Regions from separate parts of the Homo sapiens genome. Here region 1 is linked to region 2. The links are chromatin contacts, found by Hi-C or POLR2A ChIA-PET in ENCODE. All regions are on one chromosome and are shown on one strand. Each heading gives the region's core, a stretch centred on a gene start or an enhancer-like site at or near the end of the contact. The rest is flanking DNA. Distances are from core to core; before and after follow the strand shown. Region 1 overlaps KCNAB1 (potassium voltage-gated channel subfamily A regulatory beta subunit 1). Region 2 has its middle 15 kb from the start of LINC00880.

Region 1 (5,155 bases), core at 685-3,184, 750 kb after region 2:
AACAAATACACAAAATAGAAAGTGCTCACTTTAATTTATAGATATACTTAATGAGCTAATCACAGGGAAATCACTGCTTATGAGAATGAATAAACTTCTGAAAGAGTCTAACATTCAGAAAAATGTCAAGAATGTATTTTGCTGTGTTCATTTATAAAGTTATTACCTAAATTAAACTTCCTTTTCTGGTTTTACTTAAAATATTATTCTACAAAAGTTTCTCTTAGTATAATTTATTTTGCTTTTGTTTCTTCTAAATTAGGTAACTGTGCCATATCTGACATTTTATTTAATTTTGAAATAATGTTTTAAATATGCTTTTTTGAAAAGCATATTAAAATAATTATTTTTATTGTAGGCAATATGTATATCTTTAACTTGGATGCTTTTTTTTTTTTCTTCCATCCAACAAGATCCTCCTTTTGTCTAAAGCAGAACACAGACTGGTTTCTTCTCTGATAAGCTTCTTTCTAAGCTAATAGACTTAAAGATCTAGAAGGCACTAAACAACCAGGCATTTTAGAAACAAGGAGTGGGGGCCATGGAGACTGTGAGTGATGTGGCTTATTGGAGCAGACAAGATTCCCAAAGTAGCACTTTTATCATCATCCTCATCTCTGAGCTTCCTTAGGGCACATGTTTCTCAAACACGGATGTCTCCCTCAAAGCCCCAGATTTAGAAAGCCCTAAAGGTACTCTGACTGGCACTTTGGCATTGGCAGGAAAAGCCAAAGTCTTAAAGAAATAAATGACATTAAGGCAAACTCTACTTGCACAAATCTTACTGAGATTAAATTCATGAGGAGGTTGGTTAGGAGAAAAGTCCAATCCAAACAATTTTATTCTTACTCTTTCTTGTTTTCTTTTCCTTCCCATGGGGCCAGCTGTTGGAAAGGTACTGAAGTAGAAAAAATGATATTCATTGCCTTTACCCTCCTTCCCATGCTTTTTCACCTTCCAGGTGCCCCTACCCCTTCAGGTGCCCTCCTTCTCCTGCCAGAAGAACAAAACCTCTCTGAGGAATCCATTCCAAGGGAGTTTTCACAGAATGGAAGTTTTCTGAGGAGGACCCAACTTCATCTAAAAGAAGAAATAGTACAAGTTCTGATGCGGTTCCTGTGCCAGTGTGAATATATGAAACAAGAAGCCTATCCCAGCACATCTTCAACTATATTCCCTGGCACCTAATGACTGCCTACCACATGAACCATCCCTGCCTCTAGAAAGGTCCTTATTTCCCTTCCTTTCTTTCTACTCATATCTCATGTTCTCATTTCTTCCTAATTTGGTCTCCCTAGAAATAGACTTTTTTTGCTTTTGCACTCCATTTTCCTTTGGTACATTTCTCCAAGAGCAAGTTGTTTCTAGAACAACCTTTGGTCTGAGACCCAGGACTTTTTGAGAGCTAAAGGAGGGAAGAGAGTGATGAAGAAAGGGAAAATCGGGCTTTTCAGCAAATCATTCTTTACTATCGGGCTACTAGGCTGCAGAGTAGAAGGACATTCAGGCAAAGAGTTCACTCAGAAGTATTTTCTGAAAGTTGAATATACTCTCCTTAGTCACTTCATAATATCTTGTAAAAAGACGGTGGTGAAGCAAATGCTGTATCAGCTTTAGCCACTCTGGGTTTCACCATTTTCCAACAAGCTGCCATTCAGTTGTCCATTATCCATTTTTAGCAAAAGGGCAGTGAACTTATTTAATTGCAGAATAAAAAGTGCCTAATTTTATACAACCCTTTAATCTGACTCTTCAAGTAGGATACAGACCAGCCTCCAACATTTAATGTTTCCTGAATCAAATCTACTCTGGGGCTCACCCACCCTGAAAACAACCACCCAAGTACTAAACACCCTTCAAATGACATCTTGTCTAGCTGTCAGAACAGAAAAACTCAAAGCAGGCCTGATGGTGACAGACTGTAGCATCCCTGCCAGCGTCTGGAAACCTGGATGCCGTCAAGTGGCAGAGCTGCGAGGCTCAAAACCAGCTCAGGGGCGAAAAACGCTGTTGGAAACCACCCATCTCTGCCGATGCCTATCAAGCTGGCAAAAGAATCAAGCTGAGAATAATTTTTTTCTTTTTGGCTAGCATATTGAAATCTGTAAACCTCTTTCTGCAGAACAGAAGCTGTTGAGGTTTTATTTTTTTCTGACTTGAGCCAGAGCACATGGGAAGAGCTTGAAACCTAACTTTGCCAAGTATCAGGGTGGGGTGAGGAGAATTTATCTTCACAGTGATGTTATTAGAAAGAAACAAAATGGCCTGTAGGGTGACCAACTGTCCCAGTTTGCCCAGAACTGAGGAATTCCTAGGATGCCAGACTTTCAGTGCAAAACTGGGATAATTCTGGGCAAATCAGGATGGGTATTTATCCTAAGAGTGGATTGAAGTGGCCTAAATTACAGTGCTAAGGAGTTTAGGCCTCATACAAAAGGGTTTCCAGGCAAGCAAAATTTTAAGGGACCATCTTCACCCAGGATGAAAACCCCTGAAGCAGATTACCCATTCATTTATATACAAATTCTAGTGGCAGGAAATGTTGAATTGTTAAAAGTAGAAATAGAAATTCCAGCTGCCAAGTTGGCTTTCAGGCCAACTTGAATTGACCCTTGGGAATGTACCTACTCCTTGCTCCCAACTATATAGCTGCTCTCTCTGAGAGCTCTGCCCTGCCCCCATCCCCAATCTAATCTCTTCACACTGCCTATTTTGCAAGAGCAGCTCTCAGAAAGACCTGACAAGGGCTTTTCCCATCGGATGGCCAGTAAGCATCTTACCAGAAGTTAATAGCTAATAACCTGTTTACAGAACCAACAAAGTTCAGACGTAGAAAGCACCCGAAAGATCATCTAGCCCGAGTTTGTCAAAGCCTGGCATCAGGCTGACTGTGTACAAATCACCAGAGGATGGTTATCAGTCAGTCTAAGCTAGGTTAGGCTGCGCTAACAAGCTCCACACCTCAGCGACATGTAACAAGCCCTCAGGCTTCTTTTTCATTGCAGGTAGGCAGGGTGCTCTGCTTATGGTGGTCACTTGGAGATCCCAAAGTGGTTGCTTGCAAAGCCAGAGGGAAAAACAACCTGGGACAGTCTCAGTCTGGCAATTCCATGCTCCAGTCAGGAAGAGACACTTGCCCCTTCTACTTCCCACTCAGTGGCCAGAACTGTTCCCATGGCCCCACCTCACCACAAGGGGGCCACAAAATGCAACTCTACTTGGTTCCCAGAAGCTAGTGGGACAAAAAATAGTCGGTAAATGGCACCAACCAGTATCACAAAAAGACTAGAAAATGCAGGTTCTGTTTGGTTGGTTGGTTGGTTTTTTTGTTTGTTTTTTGTTTTCGTTTGTTTGTTTTGAGACGGAGTTTCTCTCTTGTTGCCCAGGCTGGAGTGCAATGGTGTGATCTTGGCTCACTGCAACCTCCACCTCCTGGGTTCAAGAGATTCTCCTACCTCAGCCTCCTGAGTAGCTGGGATTACAGGCATGCACCACCATGCCCAGCTAATTTTGTATTTTTAGTAGAGATGCGTTTCTCCATGTTGGTCAGGCTGGTCCCAAACTCCCGACCTCAGGTGATACACCCGCCTCAGCCTCCCAAAGCGCTGGGATTACAGGTGTGAGCCACTCACCCAGCCTGAAAATGCAGGTTCTGGATCTCACTTCTGGAGATTATGATTCAGTAGATCTGGATGGGACCTGGAAATGAATATAGCTTTTAAATTTCCCCAAGATTTTGGAATGGGCAGTGTGTTGGGGAACTTTACAGATGAATTGTGTGGCCCTATTGTACCTAGGGCCACACAGCTCTTCAGGTGAAGTAAAAATGAGGTTAGGTTTCTTGATTCTTGATCCAGTGTTCTTTCAACTTAGCTGCACTGTTCCTTCAAAAGAGTTTGCATTTCATCTTTTTCTTTGCAGCTAAAAGAGTAAATATAATGAAATGTTAAGCATCTGTGCAAGGCTAATGTGGCAGTTGAGTCTTGGGAACCTTTCACGTGTCAAATGACTGGATAGGTATTACCAGTTTTACCCAGGTCTCATCTTTTCCAGGGGCCACAGGATATGGAGGTGAGCAGAGAAGGAACTAGGTAGTAGTAGTGTGTTAGAACCACTTCCCTGTGTTTCCTGCCTGCTGAAACAGCTCCATTTTCCACAAGATCCTTTCCTCATTTTGTGTTTCTGGCCCAGCTTATAATTGCCTTCCAGCTTTCAAAATGTCCACTGATTTAGTTCAGTGAGAAGTTCTGTAAATTTCCCTGAAGAGCCTATTAAAGAAACTTGTGATAAGGCTCTTGCTGACTGTGTTCACTTGGAAGACACCCATGTTAGAACATCTGCTTGTGGGCAAGGAGACCCCAGCCTTGGTGAAGGAGTGAATGCTCTATTCTCTCTACACTGGAGGCTTCACTTCCTTTACCACATGGCCCTGGCTCACTTCCTAATCTCCTCATTATCACCAGAATCCCCTCAGTATCCTCTACTGGGACTCTTCTCTAAAACTGCTACACACTTTGGAGGATCTCATGCTGTTCCCTCAGCCAAAAATGTTCTTTCTCCTTTTGCAGAAATGTCCATCCTTTAACCGGCCAGTTCAGATATCACCACCTATCTGCAAAATTCCCTAATCCCAAGACTCAGCTTTAAATACTCCATACTCCTTCATCTGTGGTCTAATGGCTCTTTGGGCGCTTTTTTGGTTTGTTTTTTAGTGTTATTTTCAATTGAGAAATGCCAATTCTATATGTTTTTGGGACCCAATATGATGCTTTGATATACGCTTACAGTGTGGAATGATTAAATCAGGCGAATTAACAAATGCATCGCCTCACATCCTTATTTTTTTGTGGTGAAAACATTTAAAATCTACTCTTTTAGTAAATTTGAAATATTTAATGCACTATTATAGTGGCTCTTTGTTTATGGCTCTCTTCTGAAAGATTTTCCATCTCCTGTTATAGTGAGTTTAGTTGGAGGCTGATGTCTCCCTCAGCAGACTATACCCCTCAAAATCAGGGACCAGATCTATTTTGTGTATTTGTGCCTTTAGCATCTTATGTAATTCTTGAACCTATTTGATGTTTAATACGTTTCAGGGAGGAAGGAAGAAAAAGTAGGTTATTTTACCTTTCTCCCTAGTTTCTAATTTCCCTAA
Region 2 (5,512 bases), core at 2,088-4,587:
TATTGACCAATACTGTAATCTATCGACCAGACATTGCCAATATTGCAAATATTGATCTATTGATCAAATATTGCCAATTTTCCTACTAGTGCCCTATTTTCTGGTCCAGAATCCAACCTAGAATCATACATTGTCTTTAGTCGTAATCTTTTTAGTCTCTTTTCATTGTAATTGTTCCTCAGTCTGTCTTTGCTTTCATAACCTTGACATTTTTAAAGAGTGAAAACCAAACTTGCCCAATCCACGGCCCATGGGTCGCATGCAGCCCAGGATGGCTTTGAATGTGGCCCAACACAAATTCGCAAACTTTCTTAAAACATGATACTTTTTTGCGATTTTTCTTTTCTTTTCTTTTTTTTGCTCATCAGCTATTGTTAGTATTAGTGTATTTTATGTGTGGCCCAAGACAATCCTTCCAATGTGGCCCAGGGAAGCCAGAAGATTGGACACCCCTGTTGTAAACTGATGGTTCTGTCGAATATTTTTTAATTTGAGTTTGCCCTATTTTTTTTTTTTTGTGATTAGATTTGGGTTCTGTGTTTTTGGCAGGAGAAATACAACAGAAGCCAGGTTGTGTCCTCAGTGCCTCATTAGGAGGCACAGTGTTAATTTGCCCCAGTAACCAATGGTGTTAACTATGATCATTGGTTAAGGTGCTGTCTGCCAGTGTTCTCTATTAAAAAGTTACTATTTTACACTTTGTAATTAACAAGTAGCTTTTGGGGGAGATACTTTAGATCATATAAATATTGTTTCTTTTGTTTTTTATTTATTTTTTTGAGACAGAGTCTTGCTCCATCTCCCAGGCTGGAGTGCAGTGGCATGATCTGGGCTCACTGCAACCTCTACCTCCTGGGTTCAAGTGATTCTCCTGCCTCAGCCTCCCAAGTAGCTGGGATTACACACGCCTGCCACCACACCCAGCTTTTTTTTTTTTTTTTTTTTTGTATTTTTAGTGGAGATGGGATTTCGCCATGTTGGCCAGGCTGGCCTCAAACTCCTGAACTCAGGTGATCCACCCACCTTGGCCTCCCAGAGTGCTGGGATTATAGGCGGGAGCCACTGCACTCAGCCTAGATAATATCAATAGTGCTTCTTAATTAACTTCTGCCTACTAATTCTAGCATCCATTGATGATTTTTACCTGAAATAACTATTGAAAATGATTTTTAAATTTCAGCATTCGCTCGACATTTATTAGTTGGAATGCCACTGTAAGAAAGAGCTTTCTTTTCTCCTTCATTTATTCATTTGTTTATATGTTTCAGTATGGACTCATTCTATGAAGTTATAATCCATTACTATCATTATTTCGTTACTCAAATTCCGATGTGGCCAATGGAAACCCCTTTAAGATAGTTCCTGTGTCCTTTATTATTTATTTATTTATTTAGATGGAGTCTTGCTCTGTCACCAGGCTGGAGTGCAGTGGCGCGATCTTGGCTCACTGCAACCTCCACCTCCTGGGTTCAAGTGATTCTCCTGCCTCGGCCTCCCGAGTAGCTGGGACTACAGGTGCGCACCACCACGCCCAGCTAATTTTTGTATTTTTAGTAGAGACGGGGTTTCACCATGTTGGCCAGGATGGTCTCAATATCTTGATCTCGTGATTTGCCCGCCCTGGACTCCCAAAGTGCTGGGATTACAGGCATGAGCCACCACACTCGGCCTCCTGTGACCTTTAAGATGAATATTTTAAAGACTTTTTCCCACATGTGTACCTTTCCAGAAGGTTCACACCATTTGTGCTTTCTCTAGACCTGTATAACCAGAAGCTCTTGGGAACATGAGTTCTTGAGAATATCAGCACTGGCGTCAGAGGGGATGAAATAACTTTCAAAGATCAGGATAACTACCTTGCCAATGTATAGGGCTTCTCATGGCTGCAGTTTCCAGAACAACTTTTCTTTTGGTCCAGGACGATCTTCCCCATTGCTGTGGTTTGGATATGGTTTGTTTGGCCCTGCCAAGTCTCATGTTAACATTTGATACCCAACATGTTGGTGGCAGGGCCTGGTGGAAGGTGTTTGGGCCATGGGGTGGATCCCTCATGGCTTGGTGCCATGCTCAAGGTAGTAAGTGAGTTCTCGCTCTATTAGTTCCTGTGAGAGCTACTTGTTAAAAAGAGACTGGCACCTCCTCCTGTCTTCTTGCTTTTGCTCTTGCCATGTGATCTCTGTACACACTGATTCCCCTTTGCCTTCTGCCATGAGTGGAAGATTCCTGAGGCCCTCATCAGAAGCAGATGATGGGTACCATGCTTCTTGTATAGCCTGAAGAACCGTGAACCAAATAAACCTCTTTTTCTTTATAAATTACCTAGCTTTGGGGCCGGGTGTGGTGGCTCACGCCTGTAATCACAGCACTCTGGGAGGCCAAGGCGGGCCATTCACGAAGTTAGGAGATGGAGACCATCCTGGCTAACACAGGGAAACCCCGTCTCTACTAAAAATACAAAAAAATTAGCTGGGCGTGGTGGCAGGCGCCTGTAGTCCCAGCTAGTCGAGAGGCTGAGGCAGGAGAATGGTGTGAACCCAGGAGGCGGAGCTTGCAGTGAGCTGAGATCGCGCCACTGCACTCCAGCTTGGGTGACAGAGCAAGACTCCGTCTCAAAAATAAAATAAAATAAAAATTACCCAGCTTCATGTATTCCTTTATAGTTACACAAACGGACAAAGACACCCATGCACGATCGGTTTCCATAGTCCTACAATCTGTGGTTCCTTGAACGCCTTTCAGTTTGCATAGTCAGTAATAAGAACCTACGCCACTAGAGGTCACTCTTTGGCTGTCTGTGATACAAGATCTTGCTCTAAGTTTTACTTCAGCTGACTGGCAAGCCTTATTCTGAACACAATAAAGGCTTGTCTGTTTACAAAGGAACACTAATGTCTTTAGCTACATCCATTTAAGCCTCATTTAGGCCTTTAATCCAGACTTGAACCTTTGGCAATAACTCTAAAGGTACATACCTTTGCTAGATTCTGCTGGCAGAAGAATAGATAGCAACCCTTATTTATATAAGCACTATGTGCCAGATGCCATTCTGCTTCACATATATTAACTCATTTGACCTCTTTCTAAAACCGTGTGGTGGGAGAGGAACCCATGAGTTGGTGATTTCACCCAGCTAGTAAGTGATTGAGCCAGGATTTAGTTTGTTGCAGAGTCTGTATACTTAACCACTCTACCAAGCCCGGGCTGACTGGTCTCATTACAAAGCATCCACATAATGAGGTTTGAACTCATCAAAAGTCTTTTAGAGCTCAGCAGTAGACGCTGCTTGCCACGTGTGTGCTACTGGGAAATTGTCCAGCAGAGTCATGCACATACCCACACCTGCACCCAGCCCGTTGCTTGTGGTTGCAAGCTGTCCAGGTCCAGAGATCAACTCCAGTAACCCTGTGGCTCCACCTGCCACCCCATTCAGTGTGGTGCTCAGAGAACCTGAGGGTGTCAGCTTTTCCTTGCTTTGCTATTGCTTCCTAGAAGCAGTGTCAGCTTGCTTTGGAAGCTGCTTCAAATTAAGCCCCAAGGTAGCTGATAAAGTTTGAGGTCTTTCCTCCTTGGCCGAGGTGGTGAAAGAGGCATGGGTTCTGGAGTTCAACTGGCCTGCATTAGAAGTCTAGTCCTCCTACTCAGTGGCCATGTGGCCTTGGACAGAATTGCTTAACCTCTCTGAGCCTGAGTTTCTTCATCTGTGGGTTGACAATGATAAACATTTCCCTTGTGTGATTGTTGTGAGATTCAGTAATGTATGTAAAGAGACATTAGCACAGAGTAGGAGGTACTTGATACATCTTGCTATTATCTCTTCCTTAAAGGCATAGCCCAATTCCTAGCAAGCAGAAAGGCTGACCCTGGTATCTTGTCCTAGGTGGATCTCTTGTTTTTCCTAAACATTAGTGCCCCTTATGGCCTGTGTTATTCCTTGAGCAATTAAAACACATCACTCTATGCTGGCAAGTGTCATTTATCGTGTTTGGCCTGATTCGCCAACTAGACTCCAATCAGAGCCAGGACTGTTTGTTATACTTCATTGTATCCTTAGTCTTAATCAGGGACCCAAAACGGTAGGTGCTCTCAATGACTGTCGATGACAATTATTAACTGAAGTCAGTTAACAAGTATTTATGGAGTATTTACTATGTGTCAGGCAGTGGGCCAGATTCCAAGAATACTGAGGTAAAAGAAACCCAGCCCCTCACTCAGGGAGCTCCTGCTGTGGCTAAAAGCTTTGCCAAGACATGAAAAGTTAATGTACTTTTCTGAGCATCTAATTCCCAGGGAATGACTTTGTTGAAGTAATCTGGCTCACTGTGTCTCAAACAGAAGGCAAAAGCCAAGTATGCAACCAGGAAGCTTTTTACACTGGGGAGTACATAGCATTGCATTTAGTACCCAAGGACGCTGGGGCCATTCAGGACCCCACAGGCTGTTCTTACCTCCTGCTCCTGAAGAGCAGCCCAACAGCTCTCATTCCCATCAAGATAACAGCCTGCAAGTGTGGGGGACAGCTTGCTGCTCTCCTCACCATGAGAGGTCAGTGCAAGACCTTGGACAAACCCGGTCAGTGATGGATTCCCCTTGTGAGTCATTCTAGCAATACATTATCGGAATGATTTGTTCTGGGATGGAGTGGATGAAAAGGAGAGAATGATTTGGAAAAAATGAAACCATCTTTTGAATTCATGAGTGCCACAAGTCATGAGTTCAACCAATGTTTGACTAACAAGTATTTTTAGCACAAAGATATTATATCTTTGAGGCAATTTGAGGGTTTCAGAAAACAAGTGCTGTCTGGAAACCCAAATAATAATTGAAGAAATACTACGCAATAGCCAAAAGCTTTACTCTCTCATTTGCAAAAGCAAAATGACATTTTTTTCCCCAGAAAAAAGGAAGGCTTTCAGAAGTTAAAAGAAATGCAGTTTACTGACTAAACGCCCCTCTGCAACAGAATAAAGAACCTTCCCTCTTATCTGGGTTCGGAACTGGCAAGCAACCTCCATGTGGGCACTTCATAAATATTCATTGATGATGAAAATGTCGACAGTGCAAAGGAACCATTTTGTCATTTCAAGAACCCTTTTGAAATGCTAGTGATTGAAGAAGGATCTTGACTATCCTTTGCAAATCTCGAACAAGAAAGGCCCAGTTCAGCTGTTCACATGGAATGAAACAGAACAAGGACACCGGATTAATCTCTCCTGGAGTCTTGGGTTGTGACTGTACTTATAAAGAGCAGAGCAAACTGAAGCAGTGGGTAGGATTTTTAAATAACCACTCCCCAGACATACAAGCAACTGACATTCAGCAACTCCACTCTGTGGGCAAAAACCACCTTGTTTCACTTTGCATTGGATATGAAGGCTGTGCATATAAACAGAAATAGTTAAAGCATAAGCAGGGTGTGGCAGTCCGTGTTTGTCACCCTAGACCATCCCTATCATGCTGCATCAGTTGAGCTGAGGGACATTCAGAGAGAACATGGTGAAACCAATGCACTGCT

What was found. A loop is a pair of places that touch in the nucleus more often than their neighbours do. ChIA-PET counts read pairs that join two places held with the same protein, here RNA polymerase II (POLR2A). Pooled maps may share reads with other maps.
Region 1: a loop to region 2 is called in a map of HCT116, with 15 times the contacts of the local background. The contact joins two enhancer-like sites. A Hi-C loop is called at or near these places in 7 of 168 maps with a recorded cell type or tissue (A673, Calu3, HCT116 and 4 more), 1 of 37 single-sample maps with no recorded cell type and 8 of 50 pooled maps. POLR2A ChIA-PET finds 5 or more read pairs at or near these places in 1 of 52 experiments (activated naive CD4-positive, alpha-beta T cell).

What each region holds. Positions count from the first base shown.
Region 1 is chr3:156,380,686-156,385,840 of GRCh38, reverse strand. All of the region lies in intron 1 of KCNAB1 (potassium voltage-gated channel subfamily A regulatory beta subunit 1), which reads right to left. Among named protein-coding and RNA genes, the nearest start is that of KCNAB1-AS1, 64 kb to the left of the region's middle. Within about 2 kb of position 1,934, at least 2 of the 41 ENCODE cell types and tissues checked have a DNase peak (open chromatin) inside an H3K27ac peak, as active enhancers do.
Region 2 is chr3:157,134,881-157,140,392 of GRCh38, reverse strand. No RefSeq gene overlaps it. Among named protein-coding and RNA genes, the nearest start is that of LINC00880, 15 kb to the right of the region's middle. RefSeq lists a silencer at 4,399-4,693. Within about 2 kb of position 3,337, at least 25 of the 41 ENCODE cell types and tissues checked have a DNase peak (open chromatin) inside an H3K27ac peak, as active enhancers do.